Linked DNA regions of Homo sapiens: region 2 is linked to region 1. A link is a contact called in ENCODE Hi-C data. All regions are on one chromosome and are shown on one strand. The core of a region is the stretch at or near the end of the contact, and the rest is flanking DNA. Distances in the headings are between cores, read along the strand shown. Region 1 holds the start of PCF11 (PCF11 cleavage and polyadenylation factor subunit). Region 2 has its middle 16 kb from the start of SYTL2.

The links. A loop is a pair of places that touch in the nucleus more often than their neighbours do. Pooled maps may share reads with other maps.
Region 2: a loop to region 1 is called in a pooled map, with 2.4 times the contacts of the local background. The contact joins the enhancer-like site here to the promoter of PCF11 in region 1. A Hi-C loop is called at or near these places in 3 of 50 pooled maps.

The regions. Positions count from the first base shown.
Region 1 is chr11:83,154,658-83,159,202 of GRCh38, forward strand. PCF11 (PCF11 cleavage and polyadenylation factor subunit) reads left to right here and starts at 2,474. Exons shown (of 16, transcript NM_001346413.3): 1 at 2,474-2,974. The coding sequence starts at 2,783. RefSeq lists silencers at 2,050-2,129, 3,580-3,639 and enhancers at 2,330-2,379, 2,444-3,233, 2,530-2,779.
Region 2 is chr11:85,824,756-85,829,300 of GRCh38, forward strand. It overlaps a transcript of SYTL2 not described here. Among named protein-coding and RNA genes, the nearest start is that of SYTL2, 16 kb to the left of the region's middle. Within about 2 kb of position 1,821, at least 10 of the 41 ENCODE cell types and tissues checked have a DNase peak (open chromatin) inside an H3K27ac peak, as active enhancers do.

The sequences.
Region 1 (4,545 bases), core at 1,224-3,723:
ATCTTGTTCACCACTGCACCTAGCATAGAGATAGGAAATAACCGGGGCTTAATGTTGGTGGAAAGTAAATTCGTTGCATATTCTGATGAAAGAACTGGTAGTGAAAATCCATGAGAGAAGTTTTGTGCACTTATTTGTATTTAAAATTCCAGTTATCTAGTTTGTGCCCTGTCCTGAGTATTTAAAGAAAAAATGTGCTTGTTACAGTACAGCACATGATTTGAATAAGATTGCTAGTCTCTTGAGTTTTCCATGTCATTTGTGGGGACATAAGTTTGTTGATTTATGTGCTAAGATATATTAATTGTTTACTCTGTATATAGTCTGTGAGGGATACAATAAAAGCCAAATCAGAGCTTTGGAGCCTTTTTTTTTTTTTTTTTAGAAGTTCACTTTGCTGTTAAAAGAAAGTTAAAAACTGTAAAAGGCAGACATTTCTATAATGAAATTCACCTTTAAAATGAAAAGAAAATGAACAGAGGACTATTTCACCCTGGTCATTTCCCTCCAGAAAATAAAACCTTTGGACGTTATTAGTTGAAACTTTCTAGTATATCTAAATAGCACCACTAACAATAGTGTGAAATTATTGAGATTATAAATACTTATTTAACAATACTTCTTAGCTTCAAATGAGGGAAGACCAGTTTTCCTCCCCAGGTTTTACTTTTCATTCATGTGTGATATCATGCTAAGAAAAAAATGGAAAATACATGTCAAAACTTAACCTTTGCAGCACACTTTATGCAGTTCATTATGTTTCAATTAGACAACAATAAAGATGCTAAAAAACTCAAAGAAACAAAAAGAAGAAATGAAAATGTTACTTTATATGGGACAAGTAAAGAGTAGTTTGTTTGTTTGTTTGTTTTTTGAGAGAGAGTTTCACTCTGTCGCCCAGGCTGGAGTGCGGTGTTGCGATCTCGGCTCACTGCAACCTCTGCCTCCCGAGTTCAAGTGATCCTGCCTTAGCCTCCCAAGTAGCTGGAATTACAGGCGGCCGCCACCATGCCCGGCTAAGTTTATTTTTTAAGAGCAATTTCTTCTGGGGAGCAACAAATTATCTCTCAAATGCCTAGTAGCCTACGGAAGGCAATGGAAAAGCAATTTTAGGTAATTGACACTTTTTTTTTTTTGAGACAGACTCTCGCTGTCACCAGCCTGGAGTACAGTGGCGTGATCTCGGCTCACTGCAACCTCCACCTCCCGGGTTCAAGCGGTTCTCCTGCCTCTGCCTCCCGAGTAGCTGGGACTACTATAGGCGCACGCCACCACGCCCAGCTAATTTTTGTATTTTTAGTAGAGACGGGGTTTCACCATGTTGGCCAGGGTGGTCTCGATCTCTTGATCTCGTGATCCGCCCGCCTCGGCCTCCCAAAGTGCTGGGATTACAGGCGTGAGCCACCGCGCCCAGCCCGTAATTGACACATTTTAAAAGCTTATATTTAGGTCAATATCGCTACTCAATGAAAAAATTACGTTTGGTTTGTGTTATGTCGCAGCTCCACGGTGAACTATTTGAAAGCTTTGTGTGTTTTACGAGCATCATTTCCAACCTGGGAAGACAGCCCCACAAGTTTAAAACAAAAGTGCATGCGCGTGTGTGTTTTCCTACGTGCCCCAAATAGTGTATGCTAAGGAGGTTCTGAAATGCAGATTCACAGTGGAGATATTACGGTCCAGCTGGGTGTGGCTGTTGTGAAAAACTCTTCCTAGAGCTCATAGTGGGCTCCTTAAAGAGCTCCTCCAAACCCCCAAGGAAAAAGCCTTTCACACTTAATCTCTAAATAAAAGGCATTTTCCTGGGGATTCAAGTCAGGCAAGCTCGCCTAGGTATTTTTGTGGGTGTGGGAAGCGGCGTGCTGGAAGAAACTCTCCAGCAGTGCTTTCCGAAGTTCCGGGTAAATTGGGCACCTCCCTCCCACTTCCCAGTTCCCAGAGGGGCAGCTGGACCCGCCCTGGCTCTCCAGAGCACCTGAGACGCTAAGGGAGAGGGGGTGCGGCGGCAGAAAGCCTCCGCTCCCTCCAACCCCCGCTCCCTCCAACCCCCACCGTCGGTAGCAGCTACGGGGCAGGCGGGAGGAAAGATGATTGACAGGCCCGCTCAGTGGCTGGGAAGCTAGAGGGAGGGACGAAGAGGGGACGGCTGAGTCTTCTTCTCAAAGTGGTTGGGTTGGGCCGCGGGAACTGCCTTCCCAGGCCTATTGGCTTCCCTGAATGGGTTGTTATGGTAACAAATGACCGAACAGTCCCTTATGAATCGGCCAATGAGAAGGGCCGTCTTTTCCAGTGCGCCTCCGAGCAGTAGATGTTGCGAAAGTCCGGGTAGAGGCCGGAGAAGAAGGCGGTGCCAGGGCGTCCTGCGGAAGGGCCGGGGGCGGGGCTCGTGACGTTGCCGGGACAGCCAATCACGCCTGGTTTTATCAGTGGCCCCGCCCTTTTACCGCACATTTCCCCTCCCCTAGTTCATTTCGCACGACGCAGCGGTTGGGAACACAGACATTTTCGGAGCTGGAGCCGCCACTGCCGCCGCCATTTTGTGTCTGTGGAGAAAGAAGCTTCTGTGGCGGCTGGAAGTGGACGGAGATCACCCGCGAGACGGCGGCGTTTCATACCCGAGGTTCCCCCTGTGTCGTCCCCCATCCCCCCTCCGCGGTCAGCATGTGGTGAAGCCGGAGCCGCGAGAGAGCCGGGGAGAGGAAGAGGAGTCGGAAGGGAGGCGGGGTATCCAGAGCGGCTTCAGCTTCAGCTGCAGCGGACCTCGGAGGGGGGCCGCGGCGCAATGTCAGAGCAGACGCCGGCCGAGGCCGGTGCTGCGGGGGCCCGGGAGGACGCCTGTCGGGATTATCAGTCATCGCTCGAAGACCTGACCTTCAATAGCAAGCCGCACATCAATATGCTGACCATTCTAGCCGAGGAGAACCTGCCCTTCGCCAAGGAGATCGTCTCTCTCATCGAGGCCCAAACCGCCAAGGTTTTTATACACCCCGCAGCCTCCTATTACTTCTAATACTCCCTGATTTTAGTGTCAGCCTCATCCCAGGTCTCGCTTCCATCCCAAGGGGGACAGTGTTCCTTCTCTCCAACCCCCCCACCCCCCTCCAACTCAGGCTCGGTCTTTGGCCCAGGCTTCGAGCATGGGCCTCTGGGGGGGAGGGAGTGGGGAGGATAAAGGGTGGAGTCCCACTTCCGCTTTCCAACTCCCTTTTTAGGCCACCGCATTGTATATCCCGACACACACACGCTTTGAATAGAGCCCTTTGGGGTGGGGGAGACTTAAAGGCAGTTTGTGGTTTGGGGAAGTAAGAGTTAACATAAGCCATTTTAATTCCCTGGGAAGTGGGAGAGTGGGTCTCCCATTTTCCCCAAGCACCCTTTTTGGTAATTGTGTTCTGTGGGTTGGAAGGAGGTGAAGGGGGACCTGGGAGCGAGCTGTTGGTGGGTGGGAATAGGGATTTGGCCCCGAGTGGAGCAGCCGCCTGTTAGGAGCCCAACATGGCGCCTGAAAAGCACATGATGCGAAAGGGAAGAGAGGAGAATCCATTCCCTGCCAGCCAGGCAGCTGCTCACTCCCGTCAGCCCCATTTTGGGGTGGGGGCGGCTAGATAAAACTTTTATTCTCCTATTGGAGGGTCTAATTTGTCCCAAAATAGGGGCAAGTGGGGTTGAGGGTGGGGTTTGGGTGGGGGGAGGAGATCTTATCCAACCTGTAGGTGGAGAACTGGCCCAGAGGGTAACAAGTACTTGCAGTTTCTCTGAAAAGTTCAGTCCCTCCTCCTCTTCCTTTTCTCTTTTTCTCCCTTCCCTGATAGCGAAGGAGTGTTTTTCTTTACCCCTTGACAGAAGTGGTCCTCTGCCACCTTATATTTCCCTGTAGTCCTCCTCTTCTGTGGATTCATATGGGAGCGATATGTCATTTAAGTAAAGTTACTGTTCAACTTAGTTACAATGAGTTTTAATAGCGTCCCAGTGCTACATTTTATTTTTCAAGCTTGTACTCACGGTTTAGTTTTTTCTAGTTGTTAGTGATTGCAATTATCAGGATGAGCCTCCTTTTAGCAGAGTGAACCCCTTTTTAAAGGCCACTTTAACAACAACCACCAATATATTGTTTAGAGACGGTTTCTGTCTAGTGTAAAACTTGAGTGGTCTGACTCTAATAAATGGTTTTGAAATGTGTGACTGGTATTATAAAATTTGTGAATAAAACATATAAAATATGTATTTGTCTTTTTTATTTACCTTTGTAAGGTGTAGAATCTGTTTCCAAGACTTATTTTTATCTACGTGGTTGTGTGTTTTAAACAAAAGTCTTTAAGTGACTTGGGTTCATTCTTCTTTAGGTTCCATCCACTCTTTTGGGTAAACCTCTTCACAAGATACACGGTTTCAGGTGGTCCTTTCATAATTTAAAGAGGACGAAAAGGAAGGGTTTTTTTTCTTTTTCCTTTTAAGGACCTCAACAAGTTTATCATGCTCAGTCTGACAGCTAAGATACAAGTTTTCGTTCACTTTTTCCTGTGAAAGTGTATGTAAAACAGCTTT
Region 2 (4,545 bases), core at 571-3,070, 2.7 Mb after region 1:
GCAGGGGAAAAGAAAGTGCGGGCACTAGGAGAAGTCAAAGCCATGACCACAGAGGAGAGCTGCTATGGCCTGTGTAACATTTATCCTGCGAAGACGACTCCTCCAGAATCTATCCCACCCTTTCTGCTCTCCCTAGAGCGCTGGCAGAGAGACTAGCACAGCTGAGATAGGGTTTGGGACAAGCCACTTCAGGAGCTCCACTAGCTGCTACGTCCATCCCTAGGAAAAGGATGTCTGGATCATTAGTGCATTGCCCTGGGTTAAGAGGCTGGAGAATGAATGCTGCATAAATCAGTGTCACTTCCTTCTTTGTTCACTACGCCTAATACATAGCTTACTTATGTTTTGAAGTGCCTGATGCTGAGTGTGCAGCTCTAAAGGACCATGAGTTGGGAGGCCGAGGCGGGCGGATCACGAGGTCAGGAGATCGAGACCATCCCGGCTAAAACGGTGAAACCCCGTCTCTACTAAAAATACAAAAAATTAGCCGGGCGTAGTGGCGGGCGCCTGTAGTCCCAGCTACTTGGGAGGCTGAGGCAGGAGAATGGCGTGAACCCGGGAGGCGGAGCTTGCAGTGAGCCGAGATCCCGCCACTGCACTCCAGCCTGGGCGACAGAGCGAGACTCCGTCTCAAAAAAAAAAAAAAAAAGGACCATGAGGTTGAGTTATAGAGGGAAGAGAACATTTTCCTGGCTAGTTCCTAGAAGCTATTTTGCAACATGGAGCAACGGTTTGTGTTTCCAAGCAACTGGACTATCTATAGGAAGACCCCACAGGGGATGGGTAGGTGAGGAAAGACTGGAAAGAGCTGGGTCCCTGATCTCTAGCAAGATTTGGGGAAGAGGGTTGGAGCATAGCTCAGCCTAATCCACAACTAAAGTGTTAGGCAAGGAAACTGAGGCAGAAACACAACTGTATGGATTTGGGCAGCACAAAAATATCAAGAAAAAGGTGCATGAGATATCCTAGAAAGCATGAAGGCCCAGAGCCAGAGCAATGTTTTAACTGGAATCCAGGCTGTCATTTCCCGTTAGTGTAATCTTTCACAAATCTCTTAACTTCTCTAAGACTGTTTCCTTATGTATAAAATGGCACTAATCATGATTTCATAGGGATCTTGTGAGAATTAAGCAACGGAAATATTATTTTGTTAGATTGTAAGCTCCTTGGAAAGCAAAGAATGGGTCTTAGCAGCATAGCAACTGCCACGGAGAGAAAGAGTGTTTAATAAATGTGTACTAATAAGTGAAAAACTCTTAAGAAACTAATTCCAGATCCCATTCTCAGGTGAGGCTGAGGCTGCTAGTCTATTCACATTCTCTTTCTTATTACTCAAAGTGGAGTTCATGAACATTGATATTCCCTGGGAACGTCTTAGAAATGCAGGCTGTCTGGCCCCACCCCAGACCTATAATTTTGGCCAGATCCCCAGGTGATTCTTTTGACATTAAACATTGAAAAGCACTGCTTATGTCAGGATGCACAGGAGGACTGAGGAGGCCTGTCTCCTGCTGGAAGACATCTAGTGGCTGCAGCTGGGAGTGGCTGGGGAAGGCAGAGCTGTCAAGTAGTGTCCAAACTGATTCCCTAAATTAGGACCACTGTCTGTGAGGGTTTGGGCAGATGGCCAGGCTGCTCTGCATCAGAGGAGCCAGGCCCTCAATCCATCTGTGCAGAGACAGTCTGCAGATTCCATGTGTATGTGAGCAAAGGTTGAATTTCAGACCAGGAGCCTGGTCTTGAGGCAATGTCCAGAGGTCAAGGAGGCAAGAAATCAAGTCCAGGGGAGTCAGGTGAGAGAGAAGCTAAAACAGGCTGTGCTGGTCTAGGGAGCCAGCGTCTGGAGGACAAGGGGCTGGGGAGAAACAGAAAGCAAACAATTCTGCTGATACTTGCTGAGCCTCTAACGGTATGTCAGAGAGAGAGCTCTCACTTTAGGAGAAGTTGCTACCCATGCTCGTTTAACTCCCTTCAGCCTGGAGGTGGATGTGCTATAAAGCTCTAGTTCACAGTCGGCAGGGACTCAGCATCACAACATATTCACTCCTCGTGAAGGCAGGTATGAATCCTGCCGAAAGGTCTTCTCTCCTGCTGACATGAAGAGATGAACAGTGAAAGTGGGAAAGTGAAATTTCAGGGACCATTTCTGAAAGTTCTGTGAAAAACAGGCTAGCAAGTCCCAGGACCTTTGCTCACACCATAACCCTGAGTGTTTTCAGTCAGGAATGGGCTCCTCCTTAGGAGATAATAAGCCGAAGGACCCAGTAACCCAGAAAGCATAGTCTCAGGGAGATCAGCATGGAATACTATTATCCAAGGATGTCAGAGTCAGAGGGGACCTGGTGGCTTTCAATCATTTTTTTAATCCATGGAGCCCTGTCTTCCAATGTGATCTTACTCAGATCCCCAACATTTGAAATGGATATTAGCAATGCTGTTGTTACTGAGGCAGAAGTTGGATCCCAGAGCCATTCCCTTCCCACCTCTATTCCCCAAGGCCCTCTGAGGCCCCTAGGTGGACCCCACTGGATTCCATGGAGCAGTTGGGAAGCACTGCTCTGCACCGGTCCTAGCTTTAAAGAAATGAGGAAAAGGGATCCCATGATGACAAGGTCCTCCAGCATCTGGCACCAGCTCACCTCACTACCCCTATGGCTCCCTGTACTTTATCTATTGTGGTCTCTCTTCAGTCTTCACAATATGCCATTCATTCTTTTCTGGGCCTTTCCAGGGGCTGTTCTCTCTGCTGGAAGCACTCTCTGCTCCCCTCCATGCTTCTTTGTCTCCCCACCCCTAATTCCTGCCTGCCAACTCCTCCATATTCTATGGATCCTAGCAAAGGCCTGTTTTGTCCACTGTGGCCAGCACAGTGCCTTATAAATAGTAAGTTCTGGGTATCTGTCTCTTTTTTGAATGAGTGAATGAGCACACTTACAGGAAGCTTGTTCCATGTCTCCTAGCTAGCTCCAAGGTTCAGAAATGTTGACAGCCCCTCCACCCAGATATGGGGTAGTCATAAGAAAATCCTTGTCAAGTCTGTGTTGATTCCCACTCAGAGAGTTTTGACTGGAGTACAACAGTGTTAGGTTGAAGATCTAGGTAGTGATAAGAATGTGTTTAGCAAATGCAAAGTGAAACACACTCACAAAAAGTTGCTAGGCAACCTCAATGTGGCCATTGAGAGTTACTGGCAAATATCTGTTTCTTAGGATGACAGTTTTCAGACTTTATCTTAACCCTCTGCCATCCTGAGGGTTTGGAAATAAATAGGTCTTCAACCTCACTACTAGCTAACTGTAGTGACTACGTTTGGCATTCCTACTAGATTGTCTTCTAAAAGTTCCACAAGGAATTATTTATAACTTCCCTGATGGCAAAATACAGCCATAAAACATGCTGTTTGGTATTTCTCAGGCATCTCTGTGGTGGATGAATGAGTCACTCCCAGAAGACTTATCTGGCAGAAAAATGAACTAAATAAATATGAATTAATGTTATACTAAATTTTTTCTGCATATGCAAGCAGCTGCAAACACTAAGGTCAACATATTCCAAAATATGTTTGAATTATTAGTATGTAGGCAGTAAATGGTTAAGAAAAATGATCTCTTTAGATAGTATTACTCAAACATTACTTTTACAAGCTTTGTAGAATGATTCAACCGGTTAACTCAAGTCTCTGCTTAAGTGACTCATCATAGTAAACAGGTTTTTAATTAAAAAGGAAAATTATATTTGCATCCCTCTAAGATAAGGCAGAAACTACAGACCATTTAACTATTTACATTCTCTGTCTATCTCTACCTATCTTTGGCACCAGTTACAAAGGAAAACTACCTGGAAGGATAATTTCTCCCACAATAATCCCTTTCAACTAAACAAGACTTAGCAATTTATAAACTATAATCACATGCATGATTTCATTTGATCCTCTCAACAGCCCTCTAAGACAGGTTTGACAAGAATCAGAGTCAATGCCATTTAATAAATGAGGATGCTAAGGCCACGGAGACTACATGATTTGTCCATGGTTGTCCTGCTAGTAGGGGTACAGCCAAGGCCTTGAACCCAAGGTTTATGATCCCAGGTCTATGTTAATGTCATCATCAAGTAAATAGTGGTTAAGTCTGCCTGCTGTCTCAGATCATATTGCAGTAGGACCCTGGTCTTCTGTGCAGTAGCTCTCAAACTATACTTCTTGAAACCCTGAAGATCCACAGTGGTGCTTGGGAAGCCACCTTAGGGAAGGTAAGAAGACAGGATACTGGGCCACCATACCCAAAAAAGAGCTCTGTTTTTTTTTTTTTGTTTGTTTGTTTGTTTTATAGTTTCAACTTTTATTATAGATTAAGGGGTAAATGTGCAGGTTTGTTATGGGGGTATATTATGTGATGCTGAAGTTTGAGGTACAAATGATTGGGTCACCAGTTAGTAAGCATAGTACCAAATAGGTGGTTTTTAAGCCCATGCCCTGCTCCCTCCCTCATCTGGTAGTCCTGAGTGTCTATTGTTCCCATCTTTATGTTTATGTGTATTCAATATTTA